3 separate regions of the Homo sapiens genome follow, and regions 1 and 3 are each linked to region 2. A link is a contact called in ENCODE Hi-C data. All regions are on one chromosome and are shown on one strand. Each heading gives the region's core, a stretch centred on a gene start or an enhancer-like site at or near the end of the contact. The rest is flanking DNA. Distances are from core to core; before and after follow the strand shown. Region 1 holds the start of RO60 (Ro60, Y RNA binding protein). Region 2 holds the start of SWT1 (SWT1 RNA endoribonuclease homolog). Region 3 holds the start of TOR1AIP2 (torsin 1A interacting protein 2).

Region 1 (4,096 bases), core at 363-2,862, 7.9 Mb after region 2:
CGGGTGGATCACGAGGTCAGGAGCTGAGACCAGCCTGGCCAGCATGGTGAAACCCTGTCTCTACTAAAAAAAAAAAAATTAGCCGGGCATGGTGGCGCGTGCCTGTAATCCCAGCTACTCGGGAGGCTGAAGTAGGAGATTCGCTTGACCCCGAGAGATGGAGGTTGCAGTGGGCCAAGATCGCGCCACTGCACTCCAGCCTGGGCGACAGAGCGAGACTCTGTCTCAAACAAAAAAAAGAAAATTTCCCAATCCTTACCACTGTGCCTGAGATATAGAAGATGAACAACATATGCTTGATAAATGACATTCCAAATATTAAGCTGTGTACAACAGGCAATATCTACATCAACGTTTAATTGTTAATCCCGCGTAAAAGTTTTAACATCGTAGAGTCAATAACACTTGGGAAATAGATAAAAACGTACTGTCCAAAGAAGAGACTAAGAACAAGATAAATAGGGAAGGATAAAAAGTAAAATGTGTTGATTATTTAGGACGAAAGGCACTAAATACAGCCAGAGAGAAACTGTGAGGAAAGCATGTGGCCTCTAGTCTAGAACACTAGCTCAAGAAAACTCACTTCACCGGAAGCCAGAAATGAGCAGAGAGCGGAACCAGTGAAGTGGCCTTTCAGGCCCACGCAGTCAGCGTGTGTGGACGTCCCGAAGAGCTATTCACACATTCAAGGCGTTCTGCTTTGAATAACCAGAATCTCGAGTTCCTGGGCGGCTTGAGCCGCAGACACCTCACCCTTGAGAAGGCGCACCCTAGGGTGGCTTCTGCAGGACTAATGGCCTGAGCAATGCACTTGACCTCACCAGCCCGGGATAAGGTGCGCGCCGCAGAGAAGGGGCAGTGCAAAGGGCAATACGTGCTTAAGAGCTTGGGGAGCGAGGGCCCTCAAGTCAATTACAGGATTTGGGTGCCAGGTCCTGAGGATGCAGCAGGCACAAGACTGACACGATCCTTGCCCTCGTGGTGTGGCTCTACAAATTACTGTGGAAACGCGACTGTCTCGAGCTGAGGAGAGGGCAGAACATCTACATTTCCCCCACCCGGACTCCAGGTTCCTGAAGTCACCTCTCCAGACGCGGGGCGGCGGTGGCCGCAGGGAACCACTCCATGCCCAGCTTGGGCCTCCTCCCGTGACCCCAGGCCCAGGACGGTCCCCTTGGTTCTCACCGAATCCTTTAATGAGCTCGGTGAAGACCCCGGGGTCGCTTTCCATGAGGCACCACTCCCCGGCATTGCCCGTCATGGCCCTGGCCACACACCGCCCCGATCCACCTCTCGCTCTCAGCTGCCCCCCGCACCAGCTGCCGCCGGCCACAGATCTCAGCAAACCCGCCGCCGAGCTCGTCAACCACACGTCACCCCGCCTACTTCCCGACAGCCTCCGGGCGCCGTCACCTGCAGCGCGACTGAGCGCGGGAGGACGCTCTAGCCACCCTAGAGACATCGAAACTCTTCCCAGGCCTTGCAGCACCCGTAGCGGATTCGGAAGGGCTGGGGCCTGAGAAGAAAGGGCGGTGATTCACAGCGCCGAGGAGGCAACATCCGGGATCCTCGCCCCTCTGGGGCGGAGGCGGGGCAAAAGAAGAGGGGCAGGACTCGTTCCCGGGAACCGAACCTGGAATCCCCGGCGGCAGTGGGGCTGTTGCTGTTGCTGTGGCTGTCGCTGCCCGTCAGGCTGCCTTCTTTTGTCGTTTCCCAGCGCTGCGCAGGACTTCTCCTGGCGGCGCTGCGGATCCAGGGGGTCGGCTGCCAGGTACAGGTGAGGACATTGCGGGAGGCCGGCTGGGAGCCTTTTGTGCGGCCCCAGGGACGCGCAAATTCTGACCAGTCCTCCATGTCTCTCACCCGCATCCCAGGGGTTGAGGCTGGGCAAACGCCGCGAAACTATCGCTCTTCCCCGTCCCGCTTCCGCGCCTGTCCACCCTGGGTAACGGAACCAGCATCGCGGTAGGGACATCCTCGCTAGGCCCGGCCGGACCATTCCTCAGGGTGGGCCCTTTCCGAAGCCGGGACCGCTCCTGCTTGTCGGCATCGCTCCCCACAGGCCGACGTCGAGAGGGCCTGCTTTACTCCTCCTCTTTCTCCTCCTTCTCCCGCGGCTTCTGCGCGGAGAGGCGTCGCCCGGGATCTGGGTTTTGGAAGAAGGATCTTTGTGGGAAGACAGGGTGAATTTATCACAGAGGAATAACGAGGGAGAGGAGAAAGGTTTGTCCATGGGGCTGCTAGACTAGTGGAAGGGGATGCGGTGCGTCAAGGGAAAATTAGGTTGAAAACAAATGTCGTGTATTAATCTAAAAACATTTGGAATGGTTCTAAAACTGGATGATGAGTTAAACCAAATATTTACTAAATATTTACTAAATTGCCCTCATTCAGCAGGCTCTTATAGAATACTATAGTGTTAAGATTAAAGTTTTTAAGAGTATATTGAAGTCGTTAAGTGTATATTTACTCCTTAAAAGCTACATATTCCAAGAAAGACCTTTGGCTTCCAGAAAAAAAAAATGTTTTAGTGGGTAAAACTCTGACTCCTTCCTTCTCAAATAGGTGACTTGTGCCCTGGAGTTAGGGAGCCTTGTGCTACAGATTATGTGAAGCCATGAAATAAACGTGGTAAATTTTATTGAGGGAAGCAACAGAGCAGCTTTTGTATTAAAAGGAGCCTGAGTACGCTATGGGGTAGAAGCCAAAATTTGTATGAAGTGTTGGTTTAAAAAAAATTTTTTTTGTAACTTTCTTGAAGTTTATCTCCGGAAACTCTGCCCTCAACTTGGAGACTAGGAGGATTCTGTACAGTATATTTCCTTGAGATACTTTATTGGAAAAGTTTAAGAGGCACAGAGTCCAGAATGATTGGCATCAGAGCCCAAAGTAGTTTGTGGTATTTTTTTTAATCTGTAATATTGCTATGAACTTGAAAATGTTTTCTGTGCAAAATACATCAAAACTAAAATGTACTTGATACCCAACTTAATTAACATGGTACCTATTGTAGAAAGACCAAACTGAAAATTTAGCCTTTGGCACAATCTAGAAGTAAGCAGAGAAGGGGGTTAAGATGCCTTTCATTATGTTAACGTTTAATCCTGAGAGTTTACATAAAAAGCCAGATTTCTGGGTCTTTGAGAAAAATGAGATCTGGCAACTACTAGTTCCATACCACGTGGCAACCAGTTGGCAGCTCCCCTCAGACTAGCATGCTGTCATTTTTGCCACAGTTCCTTCCTCATCAGTTTTTATAGCATCACATTGATCAGTGGATTCAGATACCTGTATCATGGGTAAACAAACCTCTATCATGGGCCCAATTTTCTATTGTTGTTTCTTTACATTTGTCATGCACTCTCATAGATATGTCAGCTTTGACTTCATTTAAAAAGGAATAATCTGCAAATGTGTTTGACTTCTTGAGATGAAAGGCAGCATTTTCAAATAAATTATAAAGAGACTTTGGAAGATATTGAGATGTGTAAATTCAAGAAAAATGTAGGATTCCTTGGAAATAACACATTAGTACTGATAAAAGATACTGTATATGCTGTAGTTCTGATGATTGTGAAACAAGTGCTATTATATAATGTGTGTTACTAGCATTTCCTGATTTTGCATTCTAAATTAAATTTAAAAGTAGAGAAATGGACATTGTATAAAATATCCACAACCAATTTAATATGCGGCCATGCTTGGCCGGGCACCGTGGCTCACGCCTGTAATCCCAGCACTTTGGGAGGCCCAGGCGGGTGGATCACGAGGTCAGGAGTTCAAGACCAGCCTGGCCAACATGGTGAAACCCCGTCTCTACTAAACATACAAAAAATTAGCCGGGTGCGGTGGCAGGCGCCTGTAATCCCAGCTACTCAGGAGGCTGAGGCAGGAGAATCGCTTGAACTCGGAGGGCGGAGGTTACAGTGAGTGGAGATCGCGCCACTACACTCCAGCCTGGGTGACAGAGTGAGAGTCTGTCTCAAAAAAAAAAAAAAAAGTGTCCATGCTTTTAATATTATAGTATTGTAATATTTAACTTCTCAAGAACTTAATTTATAGAGATTTAATACAACATTAGTTGTATGGTGTGTTT
Region 2 (4,097 bases), core at 1,442-3,941:
AATCTTTTGCTAGGTCAGACAGCAATATTCCAGAAATGAATCCATGTGTACAAACTAACCTATCTAATTTGTAACCATAAAGGCTTTTGGTTCCAGAGTTCAAAGATCTGTGTATGTAAAACAAGATAAACAGCAATCAATAAAGACGTGCCTATTGAAATTATTCTATTAAATAGCACAAAATAAGAGAAAGGAGCTTGGTTAAGTTAGAAAACTAAAAATCCTGTGGTCTACTACTGAAGAAACTCTTGAAGATCTGTTTAAAAATGCATGATATGCCTATAAACATCTCTGAAATCACCTTCTGGTTTAAGATAGTGCGTATCAGACAATCTGTATGCAAAATACTCAATCTGCTTTTTGTAACACACTATTAATCCAGAAGTCAACAGGCAAACTTCTTGTTAAATTAGATGTCTCCAAGATGCTAGGAGGGTCTTTTACAACTTATTCTATTACTTTTTCCTCAATTTTCAATTCTATTTCAGATAGGCTATCTTCATCTTACCTAGTTATGACTGATTTCAAAGGACTAACTAGATCAACTAAAAATAATGTTTAAAATGTGATTAATATATGTATTAGTTCTAATGCATTTCAGACTTCTCAATCATTACATATTTGTCCTACTAATGCATTTTCAGTTTCCCATATAGTATACCTTCTTCAAATTACATATTTGTAAATTTTGGAATATATAGATAAGTCTTTTCTATGTTTAACATATTTTTGATGGTGAGGAGGTAGAGAATGCATGCATTTCCCAAAGCTGCTGAACCACTTCTGACTAATATAAACAAATACAACTTCGAAGTGAGGTAGGAGGCTACTTAGGAGGGTGGAACCCTCTCAGCTCCCCATGCCTCCCCGATCCCTACCCACTGTAGTTGAAGAAACAACTGGCCTTATTTTGTACCTACAAGCTCTGATCTTATATAATGAGAAGGGGCTTACCTGAAGCATTCTGACTTTTGTCTTTCCTGTGATTAGCCCTACTCTGAAATCTATAACAATTTGTATGTTGTTTCAAAACTGCAAAATAATCCTATCTATAACTATCTAACCTTTTATAAATATTAAACTCAAAACTGGCCTAGAAGTAGAAAAAATAATGAATTAAAGATTATTTTAAGTTCCAATTCAGAAAGCACATAAAGGTCAACTTATGACCACAAACTAAATGTTAAAAGAACTTAAATTATGTCTTTCTTAGACCTTACATTTTAAAATGTTAGAAGATCCTTAAGAAAGTGTTACTCATCAGTCTTTTAAATTCCTATATGGTCCAATAAACCACCACTTAGAAAACATGCAGGCACATTCAGAAGCACAATAATATGGGCCATTAATTCTCAACAGTCTATTTCTGATGGAATGGAGTACAAAACTCAATTGGTATTTATGTATGGGGGAAAACATCCGTAAATTTAGTCGACTCTTTCCTAAACTACTACTCAGCCTCAAAATCTTTTCGGAGGCAAGCTGCTAGCGGGGGAAAAGAAAACTGAAATGAGAAAAACTCATCTCCTTGTGGCTGTCGAAGCAGAAAAGCTAGTTGACAGTAATGGTTTAGAAATGTTGGCAGCTAGGATCTACTACCGTAAACAGGTTGCCTCGGTTACTATGTCACATTTGAAAGAACTTAGTTAACCATGGCAGACTGGACTGCGGGAAACTACCAAATTATGTGTAACTTCCTATTTTTGTACCTTAAAAAGACTCCCTTTTAAGAAAAAGCCCTTAACCTCATTATTTCCTTCTATCTGCAGCATTCCTGCTCTCCGCATATCCCTCACCGTGACATCCTCGAGGCTTATGAAGATGCCGTCTCCCATTCTGTAACCCTGCTTTAGCCGCTACACGGGCCCCTCTTTCCTCCCCACCATTTTCCTAAACCTGCCTTGCCCCATAAAAACCATCCCGGTGAAGGGCCTCCCCTACTTCCCAGCAAGGCGCACTTTCTCTCTTCTGCAGCAGAAAGATCTGGGCCTTCTGCACTTACTGCTTTTAGCCTCCTCAGGGGCAGAGGCTAGGGACGGGGACAGGGCCGGAGCCTGGGCCAGGGCAGGGGCTGGGGCTGGAGCCGAGGCCGGAGTCGGAGCCGAGTCCAGAGCCGAATCCGGGGCCGGAGCTGGGACCCCAGCCGAGTCCCGGGCCGGGGTCGGGACCTGGACCTGGGCCACCTCCACCTCCTCCTTCTCCAGGGGCAGCAGCTCCTCCTCCGCCATATTCTCCATAGTTACCGCCTCCGTGCCAAGCCCGCCCGGGGACCCGGAGCGGGGCTCACGGCGGGGTCAGAGAACTGACGTGAATGCCCACAGGGCTGGATCCAAGGAGTGGGGAAGCAAGTGGGGAGGGCGGGATGCGTGCAACAGACAAAAGATGAAGAACCAGTGACCAAATCCTGTTAGTAGAAAACAGAAAGCCAGAGGCAGCGATTCCAGATGCCCGTCCGCTTCCCTTTCCCCGAGGCGTTACGACGCCACCACAAACTGCGCAGAAGCGTACTGGGGACGGCGTCCAATTGGGTAAGAGGGTTCGGTTTCTACGGTGCGTCTCCGGCCCACCGGCCAACCACCAAACCGAACAAAGACTACAGCACCCAGGATACACTGCGCAGTCTGGGGGCGGGGCCGGAGTTCAAGCCTCGGAGGAAGTAAATGCAAATCTAAGCGAGCGCTGTGGGGCGGTGAGTAGGTAGTGCGGATGCGGGCGCAGAACTACGTTTCCCAGCAGGCATACAGTTGGTGGGGCGGGGTGTGTGTGTGTGTTGGGAGGCGGGGGTCCCTCTCCTTTGGCTTGGGGCTCCGGAGTTGCCACTGCCGCCGGCGCTGGTAAGGTAGGAACTGCGGGGTGCGTTGACGTTTTGCTGGGCAGGTTCCCCCTCGTCCCCCGCCCCAAGTATACTGGCGGGCGGGCGGCCGGCCGGACTGGGGACTCAGGAGTCACACGGACCTGGGCGGGGCGACTCTGTGGGCGGGTCCGGGGACGAGCCAGCTCCGTGGAGGGTGTGGTTCTGGCCCGGCTTGCCTCCGGGGCTGCCCCTTGCCCGGTGTTGGGGTCTGGTCGGTTCGTGCGGAGCCCGCGGGCCCGCGGCGGTTTACTAGCAGCTGACGAGCTTGCCTGTCCATCCAGCTGACTTGGAATTAGGGTCTGTTCTTCATTTCGCACCCTCACCTACACCGTGACCCGAACACTCTTTTCCTTTGTTTTTATTTTTGCTTTAGTCTTCATGTTGCCAGTATCAGCAGTTCTGCGGTGTGGCCAGTGGATAGAAATTAGTTGTTTTGCTCTATTTTGCTTTGTTTTCAGGCTTTTAATAACCAGAGCTCTGAGTGGGTAGAGCTTCGGGGCATTTAATTTTGATGCGTTTCAGATCCCCAAAACATATGCTAGCGAGTCCCCTGTCCCCCGTACTTCTCTCCCCTTCACTCTTAGTGCCTACTTGACATTCGAGCCTTTCTTGTTTCTTTCTTCTGTCCCCCCGCGATAAATCCACTGGGACAGAAAGGAGAAAAACGTGAACTTTCTGGCTGCCCTGCTTGGGCTTGGTCCGAACCTTCTAGGCATCAGGGCAGGAGAGGGAAGCCCAATTTAGTCTCAAGAACAAGACGCGCGCTTCCAGTTAGCTTTTCTTAGTTAATTAAGTTGATAAACGCCAATCTTCTTGGTCTATTTGTTTCCTACTTGTTTCAGAACCCCGGGGAAGAGATAGCATGATTATTTGGCACTTTGAAGCACTAACTGGAAATTAACTCCTCCCCCTATAGTTAAGAAGTATATATCTGGAGGGGTGTGTGTGTGTGTTTAACCTCTCCCCAGTTTAATGGGAACAGATTATCCCTGTGGAGCTTCTGTGAGTTATAGTCCTAAATCCCTTTTACTGATCGTCCCGTACAGCTTTTATCTAGTATTCCTGAATGTGTAGTTGACTCATGGCTCAACAGTCAATTAAAAATGGGATAACACTGACTATAACTTACAGAAATGCTAACTATATCTGTGCATCATCCAATAATTCTTGTTCTCATTTCTTTTTTTTTTTTTTACTGTCGTTCATGATGATTTTTTATTTCTAAATGACTAGATGGTTAACT
Region 3 (4,167 bases), core at 814-3,313, 5.3 Mb before region 2:
CCTTTAAATATTAGTAAAGAGGAAAACAGCCCACACAGTAACAAAATAGGAATTCAAACCCAGCTATGACTCCAGTCTATGCTCATTACCAATGTTAGGGACACGCTTCCTTATTCCCAAGTGCTTGATTTCTGTGCAAAATTTATGGTAATATATGATCGCCCTATGAATTCCTTCTTGTAGGACACAGTTTAATCCAGTAGTTCATATGATGTAGAAATATTAATGAAATTTTAACACAATCAAAATTCTAAATGGTAAATAAAACAGCCAATTCTTCATTCTTTAAATTTTTTTGGAAGTTGTCGAATCTCCAAGTTTATGGGCCTTCACAGTTGACTTAGTGAACAACCTCAAAGTGATAAAGCAGACAAGGCTTTTTGAAGCAAACATTCCTTCAGGAAATTCAAGTGGCACTTCAAAGAAGTGTGGACTTTCCTGGAATAGAATTTTGACTTCTGTGTTCCATGGAAATGAATGGAATACAGAAATTACTTCTTAGGCAAAAATAAGTTATATACAAGATACAATACATTATTAAAACACCCAATAATCCTCAAATAATTAGCTACATTCTGAAGTTAATTTATTTATAAATTATTGAAGCTCTCAAGCTAGCATTACCTCTACATTAGGAAAGAAACTAGATAAAATAGTTCTTAAATGAGTCACGCAAGGTTGCGTAACAAACCAGCAGAAAAACAGGTAATCAAGTTGTGGACTGCACGTTCAGCATAATAAACATTACTGAAGACAGGCACTCAGTTTTCATAACAAATGTTAGTTTTTCAAACTATTCTAATCCACACAAAGTCTTCCAAAAACATCTGTAGTTACTCTACCATGAAGTTCCTTTTTTTATTAAATGTTTCCACTGGCCTTTTATATCCTCATCTTGTGCTCAAAAAAAAAAGCTCAAAAAACATGGATAACTGCCACAGCTTAAAACAAAGAAAGGATCTCTCATACAGATCCAAAATAAAATGTGTTAAAACCTAAAGACAGGTAAAACAAAGCCAGTATGTTTAATCTATGTAACTCATTTCTGGATCTGTGTAACAGTATAAAGTCTGATAATTAAGCATTACTCATAAAGTAGAGAGTACTATGAAATTTGTTAAAAGAAGGAAAAGGCACAAACTTTTTCATCAGGTATTAAATACAATTGGGAGAATGGTACATATATAATATGTAAGCAAAATGGTAGGAGGTCTTACTAAAACTTCAACTTTGCCCTTTTTAGCACCAATTTTTTTTTTTTTTAAGTATTATCTTTTCAGGATTAAGATTATGAATGTCGAGAACCTAGGCATGTTGGGAATGGAGTAATCGCCGCCTACACTAGTAGGCAAATTTCCCACTCACATTTCGAACCCTAAAATAATTCGGCTTCTCACCTTAAAGTCTAAACCCAAAAATTTACTCACATCTTAACCCATTTAATATTTATAAGATTCAGTTTCTTTTTATCCCAAAACAAAAATATACCCCCAACCTACCTCGTTTACTGTTTGAGTGAGGCCAGGCGTGGTGGCTCACGCCTGTAATCCCAGCACTTTGGGAGGCTGAGGTGGGAGAATCGCTTGAAGCCAGGAGTTCGAGACCAACCTGGGCAATACAGTGAGACCCTGTCGCTATAAAAATAAAAAATAAAGTAATTAGTAGGGCATGGTGGTGCGGGCCTGTAGTTCCAGCTACTTGGGAGGCTGAGGCGGGAGGATCCCTTGAGCCCAGAAGTATGAGGCTGTGGTGAGCTATGATCACGCCACTGTACTCTAGCCTCGGTGACAGGGCAAGTACCTGTCTCAAAAACAATAAAAATAAAAATACCATTTGTGCGGTACGAAGGTGGGGGTGGGGAGGGACCGTTTCTGAAAGTCCTTTTCAAAAATTCAAGATATCAGTTTCAATACTAAAACATGGAAAAGCTGCATAGTCATTTTGTTTACTTACAAATTCTGGCGAAGTTTTAAATCGTAAAACTGTTAGTATCAGGAGAGCCCTTCGAGTATTCTCTCCGCTCCACACCGCTCGGCTGCACCCAGCGGCCGCCGCGGCCCGAATGTCGTCCAGGGTCCCCGCCCATATGACAAACACTTTCCGCCGGAAGGCGCCCGTGGAATCCTGGGACTAGTAGTCTCCGTGCCCTGCCTTCTGCCTTCTCCATCCTTCACCCTCTACTGCCAGGTCGTCTGACCCAGCGACAGGCGCGGTAAATGCGCGACCAAACCGCAGAGGTCCCATGCAATCTCATGCTGACAGGATTACAGGCATCTCTGTAAGACGTCGACCACCCTGACCTGAAATTCATAGACTGAAGAAACTCATAGGACCAACACAGTGAGCAGCAGTACCAAATGATAATGGCAAGCACCATGTCCTGGAACACACCCTCTGTGCCATTAAGAGGAGCATGTAATCCAATGAGTTGCCTAATCTAAACCTCAGTTTGCTCGTGTGTCAAATGGGGACAACGTTACTTACCTCATAAGTTTGTTATTAGTAGATTAGATGACGTATGCAGCATTTCTGTTAAATGACAGTAGTGACAAAAAATAGCTGTTTTGATCTACTAATTTTATAAATGTGAAAATTAAGAGATGGCGAGCAATTTACCCAAGAACATACAATTTGTTGGGGGAAAAATGAAGTAAGTCTAAAATTCCTGTTCTTGACCTACAGCAATTCAGGACAAATCTAACCAAATTTCAAGAAGAAATCTATTCATGTAAAACTCCCTTCCCCTTTCCTCTTTTTTTTCCCATAACAGTCCTGACCAACACACTATTTTACTTATTTTGATTTTTGCCCGACTCCTCCCATAGAATATAATCTCCAAGAAGGCAGGAAACATTTTTTGTCTTTTAGTCTATTTTGTTCACTGCTGTATCCCCAGCACAGAGAACAGGGACTGCCTACTACACAGTAGCTCAAGTATTTATTGAATTAATAATTCCTCATTTAATGTGATTTTTGGTGCCTTCACTTCTCAATCACCCTCTCTTGGCAGAAGTGACAGGATTTGGTAACACTCTTGGATGGTGTTTAATAATTAACTGCAAGTCCTAATTCAACAAAAAGAATACTATATTCCATTCACTTTATTGTGTTTAATTAATTTCAGTATAACATTTCCAGGAATTTTCATTTGTATTGTCATTAAAATATTTTTCTATCATTTGTAAGACTGGGGAATAAATGGAGCCAGCTACTATGTCTTTAATTAACTTCCTCCTGTTTAATATTTTAATCATCTTTTCCTTATTAAAATTGTTTGCCTACTTCATTTGTACTACTAAGTCACAACGGATAGATTTATCTCTTTAAATAAATGAACTTCTGCTTACCCTAAAGCAAAAAGTTCCTGTACAAAAAATTTATTGTTCTAAAATGTTTCATTTAAAATAATTATTTTGGCCAGGCGTGGTGGCTCACACCTGTAATCCCAGCACTTTGGAAGGCCAAGGCGGATGGATCACCTGAGGTCAGGAGTTCAAGACCAGCCTTGCCAACATGGCAAAATCCATGTCTACTAAAAATACAAAAATTAGCTGGGCATGGTGGCAGGCACCTGTAATCCCAGCTACTCGGGAGGCTGAGGCAGGAGGATCACTTGAACCTGGAGTTGGGGGAGGCTGCAGTAAGCCGAGATTGCACCACTGCACTCCAGCCTAGGCGAAAGAGCGAGACTCCGTCTCTAAATAAATAAATTAATTAAAAATGAAATAAAATAACTGATTTAGGAACCCAGTCTCAAGAGCACAGGATTTCCAGACCTAGCCCTAATAGTTAAGTGTGTGAATTAATGCCATTTAATCTGAATTGTAATTTTTCGTGTTTCTGTCGTTCCCAATAAATGACAAATTCCCTAAAGATAGTCTTCCTCATTGCTGGCACACGTTTGATAAGTAAATGAATTATTAAGTGTATTCTTTGTTTTAATCATTTCTTTTCTTACCGGTCTTCTTTTTTGGGTCACTGAATTCCTCCAGATTTCTCAAATTCCCAAAGTAACTTTAATATCCAGAGCTGAGGCATCCTTTTTTAGTGGCCCAGCGCATCCCTTATAATATTGGCTATGACTCTACTGTCACTGTAATGTCACCTCTTTTCAGCCACTCTTATAGTCTGGATAATAGCTACAGCAGAGTATCTAGTTTCATAACA

Evidence for each region. Hi-C counts contacts between places; a loop is a spot of excess contacts on that map. Pooled maps may share reads with other maps.
Region 1: a loop to region 2 is called in a map of CD4-positive, alpha-beta memory T cell, with 34 times the contacts of the local background. The contact joins the promoter of RO60 here to the promoter of SWT1 in region 2. A Hi-C loop is called at or near these places in 2 of 168 maps with a recorded cell type or tissue (CD4-positive, alpha-beta memory T cell and naive thymus-derived CD4-positive, alpha-beta T cell) and 8 of 50 pooled maps.
Region 3: a map of natural killer cell shows a loop between it and region 2 (9-fold over the local background). The contact joins the promoter of TOR1AIP2 here to the promoter of SWT1 in region 2. A Hi-C loop is called at or near these places in 3 of 168 maps with a recorded cell type or tissue (CD4-positive, alpha-beta memory T cell, naive thymus-derived CD4-positive, alpha-beta T cell and natural killer cell), 1 of 37 single-sample maps with no recorded cell type and 14 of 50 pooled maps.

The regions. Positions count from the first base shown.
Region 1 is chr1:193,058,000-193,062,095 of GRCh38, forward strand. It overlaps RO60 (Ro60, Y RNA binding protein), which reads left to right and starts at 1,613. Exons shown (of 9, transcript NM_001173524.2): 1 at 1,613-1,777. UCHL5 (ubiquitin C-terminal hydrolase L5) reads right to left here and starts at 1,361. Exons shown (of 11, transcript NM_001199261.3): 1 at 1,186-1,361. The coding sequence starts at 1,261. RefSeq lists enhancers at 713-1,022, 1,047-1,779, 1,183-1,712, 1,780-2,512.
Region 2 is chr1:185,154,476-185,158,572 of GRCh38, forward strand. It overlaps SWT1 (SWT1 RNA endoribonuclease homolog), which reads left to right and starts at 2,692. Exons shown (of 19, transcript NM_017673.7): 1 at 2,692-2,839. TRMT1L (tRNA methyltransferase 1L) reads right to left here and starts at 2,478. Exons shown (of 15, transcript NM_030934.5): 1 at 2,003-2,478. The coding sequence starts at 2,237. RefSeq lists enhancers at 1,566-2,471, 2,315-2,424 and silencers at 1,975-2,224, 2,965-3,084.
Region 3 is chr1:179,875,740-179,879,906 of GRCh38, forward strand. It overlaps TOR1AIP2 (torsin 1A interacting protein 2), which reads right to left and starts at 2,064. Exons shown (of 7, transcript NM_001199260.2): 1 at 1,954-2,064; 2 at 1,500-1,634. RefSeq lists an enhancer at 2,039-2,398.